Linked DNA regions of Homo sapiens: region 1 is linked to region 2. A link is a loop called in an ENCODE intact Hi-C map of the cell type or tissue named here. Cell type or tissue: PC-3. All regions are shown on one strand. Each heading gives the region's core, and the rest is flanking DNA. Links, peaks and the distances in the headings are about the cores only.

Region 1 (8,338 bases), core at 32-8,031, 220 kb after region 2:
TGGTGCCCCGTTCCCCTTTGACCTTGTCTCCTGCTACTTTTCCTTCACTTGGCTCCATCCACACCAGCTTTGTGACTCTTTCCCAAACAGGCCATGCACATGGCCACCTTAGAGGCTTCGAGTTACCTATTCCTCTGCCTACAAATGCTCCTCCCAAATATTTCACTTGTTGGTCCCTTAGCTCCTTCAAGTCTTTGCTCAAATGTTGCTTTCTCACCAGGCCTTTTCTTGACCAATGTAGGTAAAATTTGCAGGCACTACCTGCCTCCCCTTGCCAGCAATCTGATATCCCTTTCCCTGATCTTTTCACTCCATAGCATGCATCACTGGCCATTTTTCAATGTACTGTATCATTCACTTAGTATTATGTTGATTGTTTCTTGTCTATCTCTCCCCATTAATTTCTACTAAGTTCCATGAGGACAGAAATACTTTATATTCACTGATAAATCCCAAATGCTTGCAGCTGTGCCTGATGCATAGACGACATCCTCAATATTTGTTGGACGAAAGGAAGAATGCTTATAATATGCCAGGCACTGCTAATCGCTTCCTAGTCCTTTTACCATTTAAACATCAAAGCAACTCTCTGATGTAAATATTTTTACAACCCCCATTTGAAGTTGAGGGAGCAGAGGTTTATAGGGGTTAAAATACTCAAGGTCATATAATTAGTCAGGGACAAAACCAGGATGTGAATTAAGGTGATCTAACTTCAGACACCATGTCTTAACCACCCTCCTGTTTATTAGCAGGGCTGGGCCTCAGTCTCCTCTGCTTATTTTAGTCAATATTATAATTGTCCATACATTTAGGAGTCAAAAAGCTCTAAAACTTAGTAATGAAAAACAATACTTTCATGTCGCTTTGCCTCCCTGTCTTTCTGCAGAAGCAAATACTTATAACTCCTAGGTGATTTTTGATGTTTGCATTTTATTCCATATTTCTGAATAATATCTCACTATTTATTTGTTTATTTGTTTGTTTGCTTTTGAGGTAGAGTGTCGCTCTGTCACCTGGGCTGGGATGCAGTGGTGTAATCTCAGCTCACTGCAACCTCTGCCTCCTGGGCTCAAGCAATTCCCCTGCCTCAGCCTCTCGAGTAGCTGGGATTACAGGTGTGTGCCACCATGCCACGTTGGCCAGGCTGGTCTTGAACTGCTGACCTCAAGTGATCCACCTACCTCAGCCTCCCAAAAGGCTGGGATTACAGGTGTGAGCCACCACGCCTGGGCCCCATATCTTACTATTTCTATTCCTCAATATCTTTCCCTCCAGTTTTAGACATTATCTATTGACTTCCCACATTGGAAGATGATGATTTCAGCTCTTTTCCTCCTCTTTCTGCACAACACACACACACGCACACACACACATACACACATACACTCACACACACACACACTCATCCCAAATACCTCACAATCCTTCTTCCTATTCCCCTGACCTCTTGTAACTTTGGTTAGACCAGTAGACAGGTTTATGTTATTATTACCTCTGTACCTTATTCACAGATGAACCATGCACATGTATATATTTTTTTCCTTCCCCACATAACTTTCTGTATTCCCTGGGGTTGTCTTATTTTAAATTTGCTTATTTATAATTGTACTTTTCACTGTTTGAGCCTGAAGACCTTCATCACTTTAGCAAATTTTTTTGAGCCCTTGAATATCTGAAAATAGCTGTATTTTGCTTTGACACTTGAATAATGGTGTGGCTGTTTATAGAAACTTAGATTGAAAATAATTTCCCTTCAGAATTTTGAAGGCATTACTCTATTAATTTCTAGTTTTCTGTTGTTTTTTGTATCTTTAGAAGTTATTTCACTTTCTGGTTCCTCTGCATACGATTTTCCCCCCTCTCTCTGGAACTGTGTTTGTTTTTCCCTTTACCCCTAGTGTTCTGAAATTTCTCAGTGATGTGCCTGGGTGTGACTCTGTTTCCATCCATCTTGACGTTCTGACCAATGTTCTTCAGTTCTAGGAAATTCTCTTAAATTTTTTAATTGATGATTTCCTCCCTCAATGTTTTTTGTCCTCTTTTTCATGAAACTTGCTTGTTCAGATATTATATTCTCGGTACTGGTCCTTCAAGTTTCTTTTCTTTTCTCTTGTATTTTTCATTTTTTTCTACTTTCATAGATTTCCACAATTTTCTTTGCCAATCTTTCGATTGAGTTTTCAATTTCTAACCAGGTCAGAAAACAGGTTCTTCAACTTATCTGGGAAAGAAGTTCAGAATCTTTTCTAACAGGAAGTGGACTAGTGGCTTCCTGAAGGAAATGTTTGAACCACAGTGTCCAGCTTTGAGGTGGGCACATAGCAGGTTCATGATAAAACACAAAGAGGGCACTGGCCACAAGAGCAGGGCAAAGGCAAAGTAAATATAATGAAACTAAAAGCAAAAGCATGTCTAGGAATAAGATTACCTAGAAGATAAATCTACCTGAGATACGCAACTGATTTCTTCTGGTTAATGTTTATATGGCATCCAGATCCTGAGGGTTGGTGGGGTGTGGGTCAACCCAAAAAGGGGATCAATGGCCCTGACTTTAAATAGAAGAGGCTGGCGGATCCTTAGGATGTTAAATTCTCTTACACAGACATGCCACTTCAGAATCAGGCATTGTGGATTAAAGGTCTGCACTGAAGCCCCTCCAGTTTCAGAGGCATTGGTGGATAAACCTTGACTTGAACATCTCTATTTTCCAAGTTGTTTTGAGTTTTTTTTTCACTTATTTCTGATAAAATACACTGGCACGCTGAAATCATAAAGTCTGTCTGCCAATAAAATGTCACAGGTCTGTAGACTCCAAGGAAGTAGCTAGGTAAATATTTACATACACAATTGAATTTTCTAAGTGTCCTGTGTCCCTGATCTTTGTGGATGCTGCAACTACTTGCTAACAGATAATTTAGTATGTTGCAGAGACGTGAAAACAGGCAGATGCTTAGTTCCTAAGAGGGAGCCTCGCTGCTGGGCTTCCTGCCAGTTATGTGCCTGATGGGTCATGTCTCAACCTCTGGATTTCAGTCCCATGTCTAGCTTTTATTTTTTCCCCCTGCTTTCTGAAAGCCTTAGGGATTTGGACTGCTTCCATTCCCTGGTTCTTTTCCTCCTACGACTGACTACTGAGTAAAATGCTGTCTTCCCATCTCCCTCTTTGCTTGCTGTCACCAAAAATGAGCACTTAGGCTCTTTTTATTTAAGGATTTTGTGGATGATCTCTTCTTGTCTTGGGAATCAGCCTGTCCAGCCAATTTGTGAAAAACTCAGTGGCTTACTTCTGGTTAGAAGATTAATAAGCGCATGTGGATTCATGTTTGCTAAGTGAACGAAAGTGTTTATAAAATTGACAATTGTTACATGATTCCTAAAGGTTTTTCCCAGAGGCTTCCTAGCAGTCATTTGTTACACCTTTTCTTAAAACCTCCTTGGCTTGAGCCCCTGAAAATCTGATTGTTACCCTGGTCCATGTCTTCCTGTCCTCTTGGGTTTGCTAGGAACACTTTCTCTAAAGCAGTGTTTTTCAAACTTGAGCCTGCAAAAGAATCACCTGGTGAGCTGGTAGAACCACAGATTCTTGGGCCCTACTCCAGAGATCCAGATTTAGAGGGTCTGAGATGATATCGATACAGTTGGGCCAAGGACCACACTTTGAATAGCACTAGGCTAGACCATGAAGAAGAGTGGCTGTCATGTTGGATAGACCTGGGCTCCTTCACCAAATGTTCTTTCTGAGCTATGGTTTGGGCCCAGTCTTCCCAAAGTCCACATGGTTTCAGTGGAGTCTGTTTGTGGTACAACTCTTCTCTCCAACAGTATAGCCAGACCTCCAATTCCCTTAGCCAAGAGGAAGGAAGGCAACTATTCCTTATGGAAGATATAATCTATGCAGGTGATGGGCTATGTACATTTATGTATTTACTTCATTGAATGGTCCAAACAACCTAATGGTATGGCTGATGTAATTTCATAGAGAAGTTCAGTAACTTAACCCAGTATCATCAAGCTGTTATTCATCAGGGAACCTAGGCTTTGTACTTATCACTGAAAAGTGCAGCTCTCCTGCCCCAGAGAGCACTTGCCTGATGTCAAACCTTTCTAAAAGGCTCACTTTCAGTTCTGGGAAACACTCCCAATGACAGCAATAGCTGATATGCCCGAAACCTAAGGAACAACTGAACTTTTCCTTATTCAGACAAAGAGCTCTGCTTTCCTCCCAGAGTCTCTATGACTCACAGTTGCCCTCTGCCCTCATGAAAGTGCTCTGTAGAATTGCAGATCAGCAATGTTGGAAATAGCTCATAACAAAAAGTAATTAGACAGTTTCTGCCAATGGAAGGATGTCATTTTCTAATAGGCCTAAAGAGAAATTAGGTCAGATCTCCAGAAAATCAGGAGAATGGTTTAATGAAATGTAACGTACTGTATTTCTTCCTTGCAATTCTTTAAAAAAATTTCCTTTATAGTAGATGACCCTTTAAGGGCAAATGTATATTTATATATCAAATATAAATGCATACAACTAGGATTCTTATTTTAATATAAGAGAATAATACACAAGTGTAAGAGATTATGGTAACTGTTTAAGGCTGGCATGGGTCATGATTGATTTTGGGCTTGTCCTTATCCTAATACAGTAAGCTTTAGGTTCTCATTTTCCAGGCGCTGAGTGTGGAGGTGTTGGGATTTCTATTACCCTGCTTCCTTAGCTGCCAGCAGGGCTGTGCTACTTTTGATTCAGGAAGGCATGTAATATTCTTTACAATATTCTCTGTTTCAACCATTGCAGGGAGCCTGAATAAAGATGCTATTTGATCCTCTTATTCTTCCTCATCCCTTCCAAATCCATTTTTTCCCACCTCCCCAGTGTCTTTGAATCATGTATAAGTTTCAGAAGATTCACATCATCATAAATTATTGGCACATCCTGAAGTAAAATAGGGCCCTGTTTCCACAGTCTGATGACCTGGGTCCTTCTATTCCTAGTTTTGCCATATATTTAGCTATGGGAACTTGGGAAAGTCACTTCTATTCACTGGCTCCTACTTTTATTTTCTATAAGATTAGGGTGTTTCATTAAATTTTTTAAGATTTAAAGTTCCATGAAATTAGAATTGCTATAAAGAAATTTAATCTTCATTTTGAATAAACCATCCATTCAAACTGTGACAACTTCCAGCTAAATGCCTGAAAGAATTTTTCTTAGACTGTCAGCAGCTCATGGACTCTTTAAACCTAACTTAAAAACAAACAACAAAAAAAACCTTTTATGTAATTAACTGAAGCCTTCTGGCCTGTCCCTTAATTGTTAAGTGTTTGGGCAGGATAATGGAATGATGGACAAATTGATTCTTATATTTTTCACTTACGAAACATTGCTTTTCACTCAGTGAAAACTTTGCCATTTGCCAGCGGTGAGAAAAAGATATCAGTGCTTTCAAGCAATTTCTTCAAATCAGAATTTAAAGTATCAGAGAGTCAGACCACAGTACAACTCAGTGACTCAGCAGTGCCTTTCAAAACTGCTTCCTACAGAGATTCTGCAGATGAAGGCAAATAGAGCTCTGAATGTGGGGTGGAGAAAATTGGGAAAAGCTGAAGAACCCAAGAAAACCACATGTCTGACTTCTATCTTTCCATGACATCATATAAGCTCTTAGGTCTTTTTCTTTTTCTAAGCCATTCCAAACTTGGACATTAAATAAACAATCACTATATGAAGCGGTGCTTCCAGGGCCTACATGAATATCACGGGAAGCTGGGGACATCCCTGATGCTGGGGTACCAGATAGTACTGCTATGAACTCCCTGCCTTCTGTTCCATCTCCCTATAACATCTATCCTGATCAGGGGCAGTGTGACTCAGCCCAAATGGAAAACCGTATACTATGTAGGTCAGTGTAATGCCCAAGAAGCTTTTGGGTATTCCCTTGTGTAGGTCTCCATATGTTTCCCAGCATCTCATTTAAATACAAGTGGCTGTCACAAGATCAAGCCAAGTCTTCTTTGCTTGAAGAGTGTGGCCTGAGGTCCGTCAGAGTCCCCACCTTGGTTCTAACCTAGCATTTCTGGGAGGAGACTGACACTCCACTTGACAAAGTCCAGGAGTGTGCTGATCAAGGATGCCAAAATGTGTTCAGGTGTCAGACTTTGCATGAGACCCAGGAGGCAGGGTCAGTGATCAGTGGACATTCGAACAGGGGGACTGGGTGTTACTTTAAGGAGAGCCAGAAATTCAAAGCAAAGTTAGTGAACTGATGGAGAAACACAACTCCAAGTCCATGGGCTGAAAGCAGAGAGGGAAACAGAAATTCAACAAACATCACTGCCAAAGAAAGAGCAGGGTAAGGCAAAGGCGATTCATCTTAAGGCTCCCTCTCACTTGGATTTTATTGACCCATCCATATATTGAGCAGCTCTAGGAAACTAAACCTCTGAGAGGATATTTTTAAAAAAGTGTTATGGGGATGATATGGTCAGACTTTGTGTTCCCACCCAAATCTCATCTTGAACTGTAGTTCCTATAATCCCCATGTGTTGGGGGAGGTAACCCGGTGGGAGATAATTGAATCGTGAGGGTGGTTACCCACATACTGTCCTTATGATAGTGAGTGAGTCTCACAAGATCTGATGGTTTTATAAGGGGCTTCCCCCTTTGCTCGTCACTTCTCTCTCCTGCCGCCATGTGAAAAAGGATGTGTTTGACTCCCTTTCTGTCATGATTGTAAGTTTCCTGAGGCCTCCCCAGCCATCCGGAACTGTAAGTCAATTAAACCTCTTTTCTTTATAAATTACCCAGGCTCAGGTATTTCTTCATAGCAGTATTAGAACAGACTAATACAGGAGACATAATTTATATGCTATACATGTCACTCATTTAATGTATATAATTCAATGCTTTTTATTATATGCACAGAATTTTGCACTATTGCTAAAATCTAAGTTTAGAATATTTCATCACTTAAAAAAGATACCTCATACCCATTAGCAGTCACTTCCTATTGTCCCCTATTCTTCCCACTTTCCACCCCCAGCCCTTGCCAACTACTAATCTACTTTTTTGCCTCTGTGGATTTACCTAGTCTGGACATTTCACATAAATAGAAATATACAACATATGGTCTCTCGTGACTGGCTTGTTGATAGGGTTGTTGAAAATCTATTTTCTTTCTTTTTTTTTTTTTTTATTGATCATTCTTGGGTGTTTCTCGCAGACGGGGATTTGGCAGGGTCATAGGACAATAGTGGAGGGAAGGTCAGCAGATAAACAAGTGAACAAAGGTCTCTGGTTTTCCTAGGCAGAGTGTTTGTGTCCCTGGGTACTTGAGATTAGGGAGTGGTGATGACTCTTAACGAGCATGCTGCCTTCAAGCATTTGTTTAACAAAGCACATCTTGCACTGCCCTTAATCCATTTAACCCTGAGTGGACACAGCACATGTTTCAGAGAGCACAGGGTTGGGGGTAAGGTCATAGATCAACAGGATCCCAAGGCAGAAGAATTTTTCTTAGTACAGAACAAAATGAAAAGTCTCCCATGTCTACTTCTTTCTACACAGACACAGCAACCATCCGATTTCTCAATCTTTTCCCCACCTTTCCCCCTTTTCTATTCCACAAAGCCGCCATTGTCATCATGGCCCGTTCTCAATGAGCTGTTGGGTACACCTCCCAGACGGGGTGGTGGCTGGGCAGAGGGGCTCCTCACTTCCCAGTAGGGGTGGCTGGGCAGAGGCGCCCCTCACCTCCCGGACGGGGCGGCTGGCCGGGTGGGGGGCTGACCCCCCCACCTCCCTCCCGGACGGGGCGGCTGGCCGGGCGGGGGGCTGACTCCCCCACCTCCCTCCCGGACGGGGCGGCTGGCCGGGCAGAGGGGCTCCTCACTTCCCAGTAGGGGCGGCCGGGCAGAGGCGCCCCTCACCTCCCAGACGGGGTGGCTGGCCGGGTGGGGGGCTGACCCCCCACCTCCCTCCCGGACGGGGCGGCTGGCCTGGCGGGGGCTGACCCCCCACCTCCCTCCCAGACAGGGTGGCTGCCAGGCGGAGGGTCTCCTCACTTCTCAGACAGGGCGGCCGGGCAGAGACGCTCCTCACCTCCCAGACAGGGTCGCGGCTGGGCTGAGGCGTTCCTCACATCCCAGACGGGGCGGCGGGGCAGAGGCGCTCCCCACATCTCAGACGATGGGTGGCCGGGCAGAGACGCTCCTCACTTCCTAGATGGGATGGCGGCCGGGAAGAGGCGCTCCTCACTTCCTAGGTGGGATGGCGGCCGGGCAGAGACGCTCCTCACTTTCCAGACTGGGCAGCCAGGCAGAGGGGCTCCTCACATCC
Region 2 (8,338 bases), core at 46-8,045:
GCACATGCATTTCTTTGGCCTGGAAGTTTCTCTTGCCTTCTTTGTTTGACACAATTCCTACAACCTCCTAACACCCCAAGACATTTTATGAGCTGTAAGAAACCTTAGAAATCACATCACACTGACCAACAATGTGGGTAACAACTCTTGGGAGAATCTAATTTGGCTTTCTTACTGAGTCATTACTTTGGGTAGACAAGTTATCATCTGAACTCTTAACTAAACTGAGTAAAAAAATATACATAAAAGCATTTCGTAACAGCAGATTCTGTAAGGGAGGCTGACTTTGCAGATGCTTGGTGTGTTGTGGGAAGCACAAGGAAATAATAAAACACCCTGAGTCTTACTACACAGGCCTGAGTGGACTTCTGTAGCCATTTGTGCTGCTATAACAAAATGCCACAGACTGGGTAATTCATGAGCAATTGAGAATTATTTCTCATAGTTCTGGAGCTTGGGAAGTCAAGAACAAGGTGCTGGCATCTGGTGTCTGGTTAGGGCCTTCTTGTTATGTCCTCACATGGCAGAAGGTGGAAGGCAAAATGGGGCCTTTAGCCATATTATAAGGCATTAGTCCATTTACAGGGATGGAACTCTCATGATTTAATCACCTCCCCAAAAACCCCACCTCTCAATACTACCATGATGGGGTCAAGTTTCAACATAAATTTTGAAGGAGGAACGTTCAAACCATAGCATCCACGGAAAACAAAAAGTAAGCACGGATGTGCCCCTCTGGGGAAGGCTGAGGGTCTGAATGTGCTTCTGGCAAGAGAAATCATGGAGGAATAAAAAGAAAGCACATTACTTGTGCTATTATCTACCTCTGGGTTAAACTGAACAGTGGGATCAAAGTGGTTTGTTTGTTCTACTAGTTTGTTTTTTAGTAAAGCACTTGTTTATTTTGTTTTGAGGTAGTTTCTCTGGAGGGATTGAGGGCAAATCTGAGTGGAAATTACTTGTTTTTTCCATGTAATCCTATAATAAGTACAAGTTTTTTTTATAGTCGTTTGATTCCCACAAAGAGCTCTGTATTCGTGTGTGTGTGTGTGTGTTGTGTGTGTGTGTTTTGGGAGGTGGGGAGACAGGAAGCTGAATACAGAGGAGCTAAACGTTGAGAAAGTAAGAGTAGGAAAATAGGACATGGTATGTTGGAAGGTGAAATAAAGAGAAGTAAACACAGGAGTATCAGGAAAAAGGAAAGAGAAGCTCACAAGGGATAGTGTGGGGAAAGGACATAGGGTAGGTAACACAGTAAATCAGAAGGAAGCAGAGCTGAGTTGAATAGTGATGTGGTTTGAATCTGTGTCCCCATCCAAATCTCTTGTTGAATTGTAATCCTCAATGTTGAGGTGGGGTCTGGTGGGAGGTGATTGGATGATGGGGGCAAATTTCCCCTTCAGTGCTGCTCTTGTGGTGGTGAGTAAGTGCTCTTAGGAGCTGGTTGTTTTACAGAATGTGTCATCTCCCCTGCCTTCCTCCTGTTCTGGCTGTGTAAGACGTTGGCTGCTTCCCCTTTGCCTTCCACCATGATTGCAAGTTTCCTGAGGCCTCCCTGGAACCTGTACAGCCTGCAGAACTGTGAGCCAATTAACCCTCTTTTTTTTTTTTTTAAATAAATTACCCAGTTTTAGATGTTTCTTTTTCTTTTCTTTTTCTTTTTCTTTCTTTTTTTTTTCTGAGACAGAGTTTCACTCATGTTGCCCAGGCTGGAGTACAATGGCATGATCTCGGCTCACTGCAACCTCTGCCTCCCAGGTTCAAGCGATTCTCCTGCCTCAGCCTCTTGAGTAGCTGGGATTACAGGCACATGCCACCATGTCTGGTTAATTTTTGTATTCGTAGTAGAGATGGGATTTCACCATGCTGGCCAGGCTGGGCTCGAACTCCTGACCTCAGGTGATCCACCTGCCTTGGCCTCCCAAAGTGCTGGGATTACAGGCGTGAGCCACCGTGCCCAGCCTCAGGTATTTCTTTATAGCAGTGTGAGAATGGACTAATACAAATAGTAGAGTGTTGAAGCCATCCTCTTCATTTTGAAGATGAGCAAACTGAAGCCCATGGAGGCTATGTGAATTAGCAAATTGGTTAAGGCCAGAACTAAGGTGAGCCCTTGTCTCCTGTTCCATGAAGTACATGGCTGTGTGTGGTGGGTGGAGGTGAGAGGGGAGACCTCTGAGCTGAAGACAGAACCATGATGTGATTTTTTTTCCTGTTCATTATTGTTAAAGGCTAATTTTTAAAAATTTATTTTTACATTATTATTATTATTATTATTATTTTAAGATTCAGGAGGTGCATGTGCAGGTTTGTTACATGGATACATTGTGTAATGGTGAGGTTTAGGCTTCTAGGGTACCCATCATCTAAATAGTGAACATTGTACTCAATAGGTTATAATTTTTTTTGACATTTATCCTTCTCCCCTTCTCCCCATCTTTGCAGTCCCCAGTGTCTATTATTTCCATCTTTATGGCCATGTGTACCTGTTGTTTAGTTCCCACTTATAAATGAGAACATGTGGTATTTGATTTTCTGTTTCTGAGTTATTTCACTCAGGATAATGACCTCTAGCTCCATTCAGGTTGCTGCAAAGAACATGACTTCATTCTTTTTTATGACTGCATAATATTCCATGATGTATATATACCACATTTCCTTTATCCAGTCTTCCATTGATAGGCACTTAAGTTGATTCCATGACTTTGCTATTGAGACCAGTGCTGAAATAAACATGTGAGTGCAGGCATCTTCTTTATATAATGATTTAAAAGGCTAATATTTTTAAAAGGTGAATGTTTATATCATGCATCTGATATAAATATAAAATGAATACATGTAACAAATTTTGGTTAACTCACTAATTGTTGAGGGAACCCATAAAATGTTACTGGTTGAAAGAATTCAAAGTACTGCATACATACATATAAGCAGATAAAGAATGCTTAAATGGATAAGTAAATGTGACTTGGCATAGATTTTATTTAAATCATTAACTATTGAGAGAACCAGTAAAAACTTACAACAGGTTGAAAGTAGAATTTAAAGTACCATACACATATGTAAGAAGATAAAAAATACTAAAGTGTGCTGGGTGCAGTGGCTCGTAATCCCAGCACTTTGGGAGGCAGAGGTGGGAGGATTGCTTGAGCCAGCTTAGGCAACATAGTCACACTCTGTGTCTACAGAAAATAGAAAAAATTACCTGGGCACGGTGGTGCATGCCTGTAGGGTGAGGAGGGAGGATCACTTGAGCCAGGGAAGTCGAAGCTGCAGTGAACTGTGACCAGGCCACTGCACTCCAGCCTGGGTGACAGAGCCAGATGGTGTCTCAAAAAAAAAAAAAGCTCACATGAATTTGAAGGCATATGTAACATTGATCTATCCACAGGTGATAATCAATTGCATTCCAATACAACTAATTTGCATTTGTATGGACAAGAAACATTTGTATTATTTTTGGCTCTCTACAAATTATAGAGTTGTAAAATAGTTGAAATACAATAAAAGGTAGCAATATCATGGGAAGAGTATGCTGTATAGAACATTCTAGAAAAGAAAATAAATCTTCAGAGAAAAAAGTAATCTTTTTTTTTCCGCATTCCGAAGTCTTACACAATTTTTCTCAGCAAGAGTACATAATTGGAGCTGAAGGTGCTCCCTCAACTTTTTTGGGTCACAGAATATTTGGCAATGATGGAAACCAGGCCAAGAAAAGTGGAGGATTCTAGGAATACCTCCAAGGTCATACTGCAGGCACTTCCGGTCAGGATGCCACTGCTGCCATTGCCCTGCTAGATGCTCTCCACCAGCATTGCCAGATGACTCATGTGGCCACCTGACCCTGCATCTTTGCACTACATTCTCAAGTTTCAGTCTAGGAAAGGGGCATCGAGTTGACTCAGATCCCATGCCCTCACCCTAGCTGCCTAGACTGGGAAGAAGGAATATGAAACCACATGATTTCACTATGACAAACCAAGACGGACACAATGGGGATTTCTCGCCACAAAGGAAGGATACGTGATGTTGGCTAGTAAAAAAGAAAAGGCAAATATTTACTGTAAGCACTATACTAGGGATATACAAAACCATCAGAGAGGATTTAAGCTTTTTCTGGAGAAAGATAACATAATGAAGTGGGAAGATTAAGAGCTCATCTCTACTAAAAATACAAAAATTAGCCGGGCATAGTGGCATGTGCCTATAATCCCAGCTACTCGGGAGGCTGAGGCAGGAGAATCACTTGAATCTGGGAGGCGGAGGTTGCAGTGAGCCGAGATCGCGCCACTGTACTCCAGCCAGGCAACAGAGACAGTGTCTAAAAAAAAAGAAAGAAAAGAAAAAAAGAGCTCTAGACTCATATACCTAGGTCTAAGCCAGGTTCCAACAGGCTGAGTTATGGTGGGAAAATTGCAAACCTCTCTGAATCCCAGTTATCTCATTTATGTTAACATTACTATCTGTCTCAAAGATGCTTATGACTGCATAATCTGGTCCATTGCTATTTCTATGACCTATCTTCTTCTATGACTTGTCTCCTTGCTGAACTCTGCTCCAGCCCTCCTAGCTTCCTTGCTGTTCTTTGAGCACACAAACATCCATCTGCAGTAGGCCCCTTGTACTTGCTTGCTCCCATGTCTGAAAAATGTTCCCCCATATGAAATTTGTTTTCTCACCTCCTTCATTCAGCTCTCTTCTCTCTCTCTCTCTTTTGAGACAGGGTCTCACTCTTGCCCAGGCTAGAGTGTTTTGGCACAATTCAGTTCACTGCAGCCTCGACCTCCGGAGCTCAGGTGATCCTCCCACCTCAGCCTCCTGAGTAGCTGGGACTACAGGTGCACAACACCATGCCCAGCTAATTTTTTGTATTTTTTGTAGAAATAGGGTCTCACTGTGTTACCTAGGCTGATCTCAAACTCCTGCGCTCAAGCAATCTGCCTGCCTCAGCCTCCCAAAACAGTGGGATTACAGGCATGAGCCACCACATCTGGTTAGCTCTACTCTCAAATGTCACCTTGGCTTTGGTAATACCTTCCCTGACAACTCTGACGAAAATTAGAACTTATTTTACCTGGCACTACCTTACTTAATTTTTCTCTATAACATTTGTTACTTGTCTGTCTCCCTTCTCTAAACTGTAAGTTCCATGAGAACAGGAAATCAAATCTGTTTTAACATGGCTGTATCTCCAGAGCCTTGAACAATGTCAGGAACATAAAAAGTGCTCAATAATATCTGTTGGATGAATGAATAATTGCAAAGTGCCTGGCGTACAGTAGACACCAAACAAATGCTGATTATTGCTGTTTTTTATCAGACTCTGATTTCTCTTCCCATACCCTAAGCTGACCTGCTTTCCCAGAGGACTTATGATCTAGTAATAAAATTTACCAGTGCAGGAACTCAATCTCCTAATTCAATAGAAAACAACTAGAATATTGTAGTGTTCATATTGGTGATCACTTTTGGGATTTCACACTTATTCTTTGTTTTTTAATGTGTCTGATCTATGGTGGTGCTACCAAATGATTTGTATTAGCAGCTGGAAAAATCTAATAAAATTACTTTGAAAGTGCCTTTTGGGCCAGGCGCAGTGGCTCATGCCTGTCATCCCAGCACCTTGATAGGCCGAGGCAGGAGGATTGTTTGAGTCCAGGAGTTCAAGACCAGCCTGGGTGACATAGGGAGACTCTATCTCTACAAAAAATAAATAAATTAGCTGAGCATGGTGGTGCCTTCCTGTGGTCCCAGCTACTCAGGAAGCTGAGGTTGGAGGACTGTTTGAGCCTTGGAGGCCGGGGCTGTGGTGAGCTGTGAGTGTGCTACTGCACTCCAGCCTGGGTGATAGAGTGAGACTCTATCTTAAAAAAAAAAAAAAAAAAAAAGAAAGAAAGAAAACAAAAAATCAAGGTGCATTTTGAAACACAGGAGAGTCAGAATTTTTTTTTTAATTTTATCTCTAATAGGAAGACTATATTAGAACATAAGACTGCACATGACTATGTCACTGTTTCAGTCAGCATTCTTTAGAGAAACATTAGTTATAAGAAGTTGGCCTATGCAATTATGGAGGCTGGCAAATCCCAAGATCTTGTGGGGAGAGGTCAGTCAGCCAAGGTGATATCTGAGAGTAGAGGTGAATGAAGAAGGTAAGGGAGAAAGTCATAAGGGAGGACATTTTTCAGACACCAAGGAGAGCCAATGCTTTAGTTTCAGCCCAAACCTAAAGTCCTGAGAACCAGGAGAGCTGATGGTGTAATTCTGGTCTAAAGGTCAGCAAGCTCAACATCCAGGAGTTTGAGTTTGAGTCTTAAGGCAGGAGAAAAGCCAGTGTCAGCCAGACATGGTGGTTTATGCCTGTAATCCCAGCATTTTGGGAGGCCAAGGCAGGCGTATCACCTGAGGTCAGGAGTTCAGGACCATCCTGGCCAGCATGGTGAAACCCCGTCTCTACTAAAAATACAAAAATTAGCTGGGCGTGGTGGTGTGCACCTGTAATCCCAGCTACTCAAGACGCTGAGGTAGGAGAATTACTTGAACCCTGGAGGCGGAGGTTGCAGTGAGTGGAGATCATGCCATTGCACTCCAGCCTAGGCGACAAGAGGGAAACTCCATCTAAAAAAAACAAAACAAAACAGAAACAAAGCCAGTGTCCCATGTTGAAGATTGCCAGGCGGAAAGAATTATTTTACTTGGGGGAGGGTCAGCCTTCTTATTCGGATCAGGCCCTTTAACTGATTAGGTGAGGGTCACTCACATTAGGGAGGGTAATTTTTCCTTAGCCTATCAATTTAAATGTTAATCTCACCAAAAAACACTCTCACATAAACACCCAGAATAATGTTTGACCAAATATCTGGACACCCTATGACCCAGTAAAGTTGATACATAAAATTAACCATCACATTTAGGCTGGGTGCAGTGGCTCACACCTGTAATCCTAGTAACTTGGGAGGCCGAGGCAGGCGGATTACATGAGGCCAAGAGTCCAAGACCAGCCCGGCCGACATGGTGAAACCCCGTTTCTATTAAAAATAAAAAAAATTAGCCTGGTGTGTTGGTGCACGCCTGTGGTCCCAGCTGCTTGGGAGGCTGAGGCAGGAGAATTGCTTGAACCCGGGAAGTGGAGGTTACAGTGAGCTGAGATCATGCTACTACACTCCAGCCTGGGTGACAAAGTAAGACTCTGTCTCGGAAAAAAAAAAAATTAACCATCACATTCACTCTATCTTGTATATCTATCATCAATTCTTTAGTTGTCATGGAATAGTTGTTATAAAGGAAAGCTGTGGGAAACAACAATCTCTTGAGTAAAAACATGTTTAAGTCAGTTCCCATATGTAGATGGACCCATTCAGTGCATGTGTGAAGGCTTTTAATGCTTAAATTAGCATAGCGATCCCATTGACGATATAACATCAGGACTACAACAAGGTCTGGGCACTTGCATTCTAGTTCCTAGCTAGAGATTCAACTTTTAGCAATTAATTTAACCTTTTTGGATTTGGTTTTCTCTTCTGAAAGTTAGGGGGTAGGACTAGATGATTTTTTTTTCTTTTTTTTTTTTTGAGATGGAGTTTTGCTCTTGTTGCCCAGGCTGGAGTGCAGTGGTGTGATTTCAGCTCACTGCAACCTCCACCTCCTGGGTTCAACCAATTCTCCTGCCTCAGCCTCCCAAGTAGCTGGGATTACAGGCACCTGCCATCACGACTGGCTAATTTTTTTGTATTTTTAGTAGAGATGGGGTTTCACCATGTTGGGCAGGCTGGTCTTGAACTCCTGACCTCGGGTGATCGGCCTGCCTCAGCCTCCCAAAGTGCTGGGATTACAGGCGTGAGCCACTGTGCCCAGCCAACTAGATGATTTTTTAAAGATCACTTGTAGCCCTGGAATCTTTGGTTCTAGATAACAGAATAAGCTGTGAGGGAAGCCCTCTCTGCTGCTAGTAGTGTGACACACAGGGACGAAAACAACACATTTTTGGAGTTATGTATGGCAGTGCTGTCTGTCTTGGCAGCTAAATGACAAAAATAATTTGGCCTGAATTTTATTTGTTCCCAGTTGGCTGAAAGTAAACGGAAGTTATTCTAGGAACAACTGTGTCTTCTTTATTCTCTATTTTTTTGTTTTTCTTTTGTTTTTTGTTTTTTGTTTTGAGATGGAGTCTTGCTCTGTTGCCCAGGCTGGAGTGCAGTGGCATAATCTCGGCTCACTGCAACCTCCACCTCCCAGGTTCAAGCGATTCTCCTGCCTCACCCTCCCGAGTAGCTGGGACTACAGGCGTGCACCACTACACCCGGCTAATTTTTGTATTTTTAGTAGAGACAGGGTTTTA

What was found. A loop is a pair of places that touch in the nucleus more often than their neighbours do. Peaks named below come from ENCODE experiments on the same cell type or tissue, not always from the same donor. Only the 100,000 strongest peaks of a DNase experiment are listed, where the experiment ranks them.
Region 1: a loop joins it to region 2, with 4 times the contacts of the local background. A loop is called at or near these places in 5 of 110 quality-filtered maps.

The regions. Positions count from the first base shown.
Region 1 is chr4:147,357,745-147,366,082 of GRCh38, reverse strand. No RefSeq gene overlaps it. Among named protein-coding and RNA genes, the nearest start is that of MIR548G, 17 kb to the right of the region's middle. In PC-3, for the core only: no CTCF peak of the experiment used is centred there; a DNase peak (open chromatin) is centred at 4,202; H3K27ac peaks cover 2,718 bases.
Region 2 is chr4:147,573,723-147,582,060 of GRCh38, reverse strand. The region is part of intron 3 of LINC02507 (long intergenic non-protein coding RNA 2507); the gene reads right to left. Among named protein-coding and RNA genes, the nearest start is that of LINC02507, 8.2 kb to the right of the region's middle. In PC-3, for the core only: no CTCF peak of the experiment used is centred there; a DNase peak (open chromatin) is centred at 3,900; H3K4me3 peaks cover 530 bases; H3K27ac peaks cover 3,510 bases.